2 separate regions of the Homo sapiens genome follow, and region 2 is linked to region 1. The links are chromatin loops, found by intact Hi-C in ENCODE. Cell type or tissue: PC-9. All regions are shown on one strand. Links, peaks and the distances in the headings refer to the core of each region. The heading gives the core; the rest is flanking DNA. Region 1 has its middle 14 kb from the start of ITGB5. Region 2 overlaps KALRN (kalirin RhoGEF kinase).

Evidence for each region. Peaks named below come from ENCODE experiments on the same cell type or tissue, not always from the same donor. Only the 100,000 strongest peaks of a DNase experiment are listed, where the experiment ranks them.
Region 2: a loop joins it to region 1, with 7 times the contacts of the local background. A loop is called at or near these places in 5 of 110 quality-filtered maps.

Annotation. Positions count from the first base shown.
Region 1 is chr3:124,899,850-124,902,769 of GRCh38, forward strand. It overlaps a transcript of ITGB5 not described here. Among named protein-coding and RNA genes, the nearest start is that of ITGB5, 14 kb to the left of the region's middle. In PC-9, for the core only: a CTCF peak has its summit at 1,652 (motif pointing left); a DNase peak (open chromatin) is centred at 1,632; H3K4me3 peaks cover 1,551 bases.
Region 2 is chr3:124,687,383-124,690,302 of GRCh38, forward strand. The region is part of intron 51 of KALRN (kalirin RhoGEF kinase); the gene reads left to right. Among named protein-coding and RNA genes, the nearest start is that of UMPS, 42 kb to the right of the region's middle. In PC-9, for the core only: CTCF peaks have their summits at 1,642 (motif pointing left) and 1,842; a DNase peak (open chromatin) is centred at 1,639.

The DNA of each region.
Region 1 (2,920 bases), core at 159-2,658:
TCTCAAAAAAAAAAAAAAAAAAAAAAAAAAAAAAGCAGCAGCAGGCATGTTGCAGGTAGTTTTAGATGAGTTACTTTACTGGAGAGAATATGAGAATACTTTATGAAATTTGAACAATGACATAAGTAAAGAAAGAGTTTTGCACTTTTGGTAATAAAGGCCATTAACCTGAGAGCTCCAGGACGATGAAGCCTGTGTTTCATCCACCACTCTATTTGCATCTGGCACCAGGTCCTGGTAAATACAGGACACTCTCAGCTTCAAATATATGTCACATTGTTCCTACTGACTATTGAAATATATTACCTCTGTTAATACTTTAACATTAAATGACAGAGAGGTAGGCAATGGAGTCGGACTGCCTGGCTCAAATCCTGGCTGTGTCACTTCCTAGATATGTGACTGCAGACTAGTTACTTGCCTCTATTTCCCCTACTATTGAACAGGCATGAAAACAGTACCTACTTCATAATTATCGTGAGAATTAAAGGGGTTAATATGTGTGAGGCACAAGAATTGTGCCTGGCATATAGGGAGTGCTTCATAATATATGAAATATTATTGTTGTTGTTGATTTTCAAACTGGCTCTCTCACCTGGAAGTAGCAGAGAATTTCCTTATTGGCCCACATGTCGTGATTGTGGGCTCAGGAAAAATGTTACCAGGCCTGCAGAAATTATGAGGCCTTTGATGGTTTGCCCCAGGCTTCTGTCTTTGAATAAAAGCACCACATTTCATAGCCCTGAGACTGAGAAGAACACCCCCATATGTTTTCCAGGGCTCTCCCCAACCTAATCTCCAACCTTGCTTTTTGCACTGTGGATTGTCAATTAATGGCAAACTGGAGTTCTCGGAGAACCCTCAGGGAAAACCCAGACAGATCTTGCTCACCTCACCTCCCACGGGTGGCATTTTGTTTTTTATTTAACTGAAGAATTTTTCAATGAAAATGGATTTATCTCCTTTTTAATTTTGTACAATCACCGCTAAATAAAACATTGATTTCTCTGAACAATTGTACCAAACTTTATGCACCATTAATATGACATTAACATTGCTTATGGTTATGTATTATAAGAGCAATAAAGAGGACAATATATGATCTCTAATGATTCAGTAAAAATGATGCAAATATCTCAACAAGAGCAAACAGCGTAACATTCATTTCTCCCTAGCACAAGAACAAGGAATAAAGAGACCAACCAAGGAAAAGTCCAAGGAGAAATTTAGAAATGGTGCATTAAAAGTTAATGGTTTTAAGGTCAGGTGCGGTGGCTCACACCTGTAATCCCAGCACTTTGCGAGGCCAAAGCGGTAGGATGACTTGAGGTCAGGGGTTCAAGACCAGCTTGGCCAACATGGTGAAACCCTGTCTCTACTAAAAATACAAAATTAGTCGGGCATGGTGGTGCTCACCTGTAATCCCAGCTATTCGGGAGGCTGAGGCAGGAGAATCGCTTGATCCCAGGAGGCAGAGGTTGTAGTGAGTCGAGATCTCGCCACTGCACTCCAGCCTGGGCGACAGGGTGAGACTCTGTCTCGATAAAAAGAAATAATAAAATGAAAGTTAATGATTTCAAAAAAGCCTTTTAAAAGCTCCGCCCCGCCGGAAGTTGAGTTTTCTGCAAGCCATAGGAGACAGCGCCACCTACCGGCCCCGAGATTTGCCCAGCCGCAGAAAGGGGCGGAAGGCCAGGGTAGGTTTGGGGGCAAAATGGCACAAAAGAGTTCAGCCTCAAACGGTTTTGGTGTTGATGCAATCTGGATGCCTGGTCACCTTCTCCATAGAGAGACTTGGAGCTTACTGGGGCTTCTTGTCCACAATGTGACTCTTGGCTTCTAGACTCTTGGAGGAAGGAATGGGAAATGATGTGATGTGACCTCGAGTTGGACCATTAGCCAACGCAGTGACCTGAAACAGTGGTTCTCAAACTCCACCGCACATTAGAAGCACCTGGGAGCGCAGGGCGTGGCGGGTGGCTCCTGGAATCCCAGCTACTCAGGAGGCTGAGCGGGGAAAATGGCTTGAGGCCGGAGTTAGAGCCTGCCATGAGCCATGATCGTGCCACTGCACTCCAGCCTGGGTGACAGAGGGAGACTCTGTCAAAAACAAAAACAAAACAAAACAAAACAAAAAAACGTGCAGGTGAGAGTTTAAATACTCCTGAGACTCAGGTCTGCCCTAGACTGATGTGCTCTGGAATGGGACCCAGGCATCAGTAACTTTTATACCTCCTCAGGGGATCCCAATGTGAAGCTAAGACCTGCCGCTGTCAGGGCAGCGGGCCATTCCTGTTGTTTCACCCAAAGCCAACCTCAGAGGACCTTCGGTCTAATGCGACAAGCCAGCAGTGTGACATGTGCGTTTTCTCGTCCTGTCTTAGGGCTGTGCCTAGAAGGTGCCGCCCTCAAGGTTGGAGACAGCTCTGCATAATAGTTCACTCCCCACTTAAAAAATAAAAATAAAAAAACCCAGCTTTGTGAAGGTATAATTGACATACACCAAAGTGTACATTTATAAAGTGTACAATTGGACAATGTTTGACATGTGTATACTTGTGAAACCAGTGCCACAATCAAGATAATGATCATATTCTTCAAGGTTGAGCTGCAAGAGTCCTGTTTTACACTCCCATTTCACAATTATTTAATACTTGTTCTATGCCAGGCATTGTGCTGGGTTAGAAGGAACCATGGATACAACCACTTCTCTGGGGGAACTGGTTACAGGACCAGTTGGGACATGAAGGAGGCAACTCTACTTGAGAGTACTGGGGTAGCCAGAGGAGAAAATGGTTTAGTTGATCTAGACAGATGGAGGTATTTATCAGGTGCTGTGGTCTAAATGTTTAGGTACCCTCAAGATTCATGTATTAAATCCTAAAGCCTGATATGATGCTATTAGGAGGTGGGACCTTTG
Region 2 (2,920 bases), core at 270-2,769, 210 kb before region 1:
GAGACCAGTGCATACACAGCAACGCACCCCCATTTTGGTCCTTTGCAACCAACTATCTTGTGAGATGGGTGATAGATGCTTTCATTATTCTGTTAAAAGCCATATTTTCATCCTTTTTATTTTTGACAGCACACTAAATGTTCTCTAACCAAAATATTGAGGGGTAAAGGGGGATATTTGGACTAGAAATATCCATAAAACAATCAATGTACTTGACACATGGACACATATAGAGACCTGTACCCCCAAATTAATGATTATACATTTTTTGGAAAACCATATGGAATTTTTTTACAAAAATTGACCATGTGTGCTACTTACAAAGCAAACCTCAACAAAAAACAAGGAATCAGTATCATACAGACCAAGTCCTCCAAGCACAATGCAATTAAGTTAGAAATCATCAACAAAAATATCCTTTTTAAAAATCTCACATCTTTGGAAATGTAAAAACATACTCATTACAACTGGGTAAAAGAAAAAAATCATAGTTGAAGAAAAACACTTAGAACTAAATGATAACGAAAATACTTGGGAGTAAGGAACTAGTTGAAAGAGACAAGTCTATCGCTGCTTGGGATTATGTTGCATTTACATTTTTTAAAATTACAGCTTGTCTTATGCTCATTTAGAAATGAGCAGAGGAGGCTGTGTGTGGTGGCTCATACCTGTAATCCCAGCACATTGGGCGGGCACAGGTGGGAGGATTACTTGAGGCCCAGAGTTCAAGACCAGCTGGGCAACATGGCGAGACCCCATCTCTATAAAGAATAGAAAAAATTAGTTGGATGTGGCTGTGTTCACCTGTAGTCGCAGCTCCTCAGGGAGTCTGGGGCAGGAGGATCACATGAGCCTAGGAACTTGCAGCTGCAGTGAGTGGTGATCATGCCACTGCACTCCAGCATGAGCAACAGCGTGAGACCCTGTCAAAAAAAAAAAAAAAAAAGAGCAGAGGTAGGAATATTTTCTAAAACTTTAGAAATTCGAGTCCAGTTTGGCCAGATTGAAAACACGAAGGGTTAAACCTTCAAACCCTACTATTATACCTAAATTCTTAAAAATTGTTTTTCTTATATCTTTATTTTATTGCTAGATCTCATCATCTAAAATTCCTTTCCTGCCTACTCTGAATACAGGTTCATATGAAACAAGTGTAAAAGGAATAGAAAAAGGAAAAATATAGAAATATATTCTGGGCAGCTGTCAGTTGGGTTTAGGGTATTTGGTTTATGTTTATTTGAGCGTTTTTATTCCTTCAGTGTTCTCAATACGTAGTTTTGAGCTCTGTTTTGTGACTGTGATAAGGAATTTGGGAAAAATGGGAGTGGAGGTCTTTTTCTTCTGGAGTCAGTTAACAACTCATTTTCTAGACAGAATTTCACCCTCACTCTTAAGTCTTAGAGTCAGTCAGACATTGGCTGACAAGGAAAATAGACGCCAAGATTTCCTCAAAGCTCAGCTTATGGTAGTCAGTGCTGGTTAATATTACCTGTAACTCTTTCCTCTTACCTGACTGCCCTGCCATTTTGAAGAAAAAACGATAAAATTATTGGATTTCTCTCCAGAAGGAAACTAAGTTGCTGATGGATCACATTGTGGTGGTTCTTGTTCTCGCCTGGGAGGAAGCGCTGCCACCTGCTGCCCTCTGCTGGTCAAATAAAACCAGCTTTAGGAACCTGTAGTTCTTTCCCACGGTGTCTACACCAGCCCTGTCCTCCCGGACTTGGCCCAGCATTCTCTTGTGCTGTTTCACAGAGAGAGAACATGTGCATTTTATGTGAACAATGTCATCTTTCCTCCACGACCACTATTTCGTCTATGTTTTCTTTTTTTTATTTTTTTGAAACAGGGTCTCACTCTGTTGCCCAGGCAACAGTTGCCCAGTACAGTGGCACTTTCTTGGCTTGCCACAGCCTCAACTTCCTGGACTCAGGCAATCCTCCCACCTCAGCTTCCCGAGTAGCTGTGCACCACCACACCTAGCTCATTTGTTTTTATTTTTTAGTAAAGATGAGGTCTCATTATGTTGCCCAGGCTGGTCTTGAACTAAGCTCAAGTGATCCTCCTGCCTCAGCCTCCCAAAGTACTGGGATTACAGGCGTGAGCAACCATACCCAGCCCACAACCACTATTTTGGATTCCAGCTCTCTCCTCCTTCCCATCTATCATTTTACATTGACTCCAACCTGTTTCTAAGGAAGGAAAACATTATATTTCAAGAAAAATGTGCAGCTTATATAAAGCCCTCAGGATCCTGCACACACCAGCAATGACCACTAGACAAGGTGGTCAGGAAGCCTAATTTCTAGTCTACTAATTGGGTGACTTCAGTTAATTTCATTCAACAAATATTTGATTTTTCTGCTATGTGCAAGACTCATAGCAAAAAAAAATATGACTGATGGTTCATAGCAAAAAAAATTTATGACTGATGGTGCATAAAACACGGGAAAGGGTTACTACCTTCAAAAGGTTCACAAGTCTGGTAGGGCAAATACAGTTCAGTAAGACGTTATGGTACTTAGCAGTTCATGGTCAGAGACTTAGAGGTACCTACAGCCCCTAGAAGAGTGCAGAGGAGGAAGATCACTATTGGCTACATCTCAGACATTGACTGACTGATTAGATTCCTGAGCAAGTTCATGGCAGGACATTTTCTCAGCTCTCCTCCCCAAAATTAGGATCCCACCACTTAAGCTTTTCATTGATTTGACAAATATCAACAGAGCACATATGTGCCAGGTATCATGCTAAGCTTGGAGGCAATACTAGCGAACAATATGGCCCATTAGAATTCAAAAAAAGAGAAAATAAAAAATTTAAGAATATAAATAAAAAGTAATAATAAATAAAACAATATGGTCCTTGTCCTCATGGGCCCTGCAGTCCATAGGGAGCCACAGACAAATATATCGGTAAT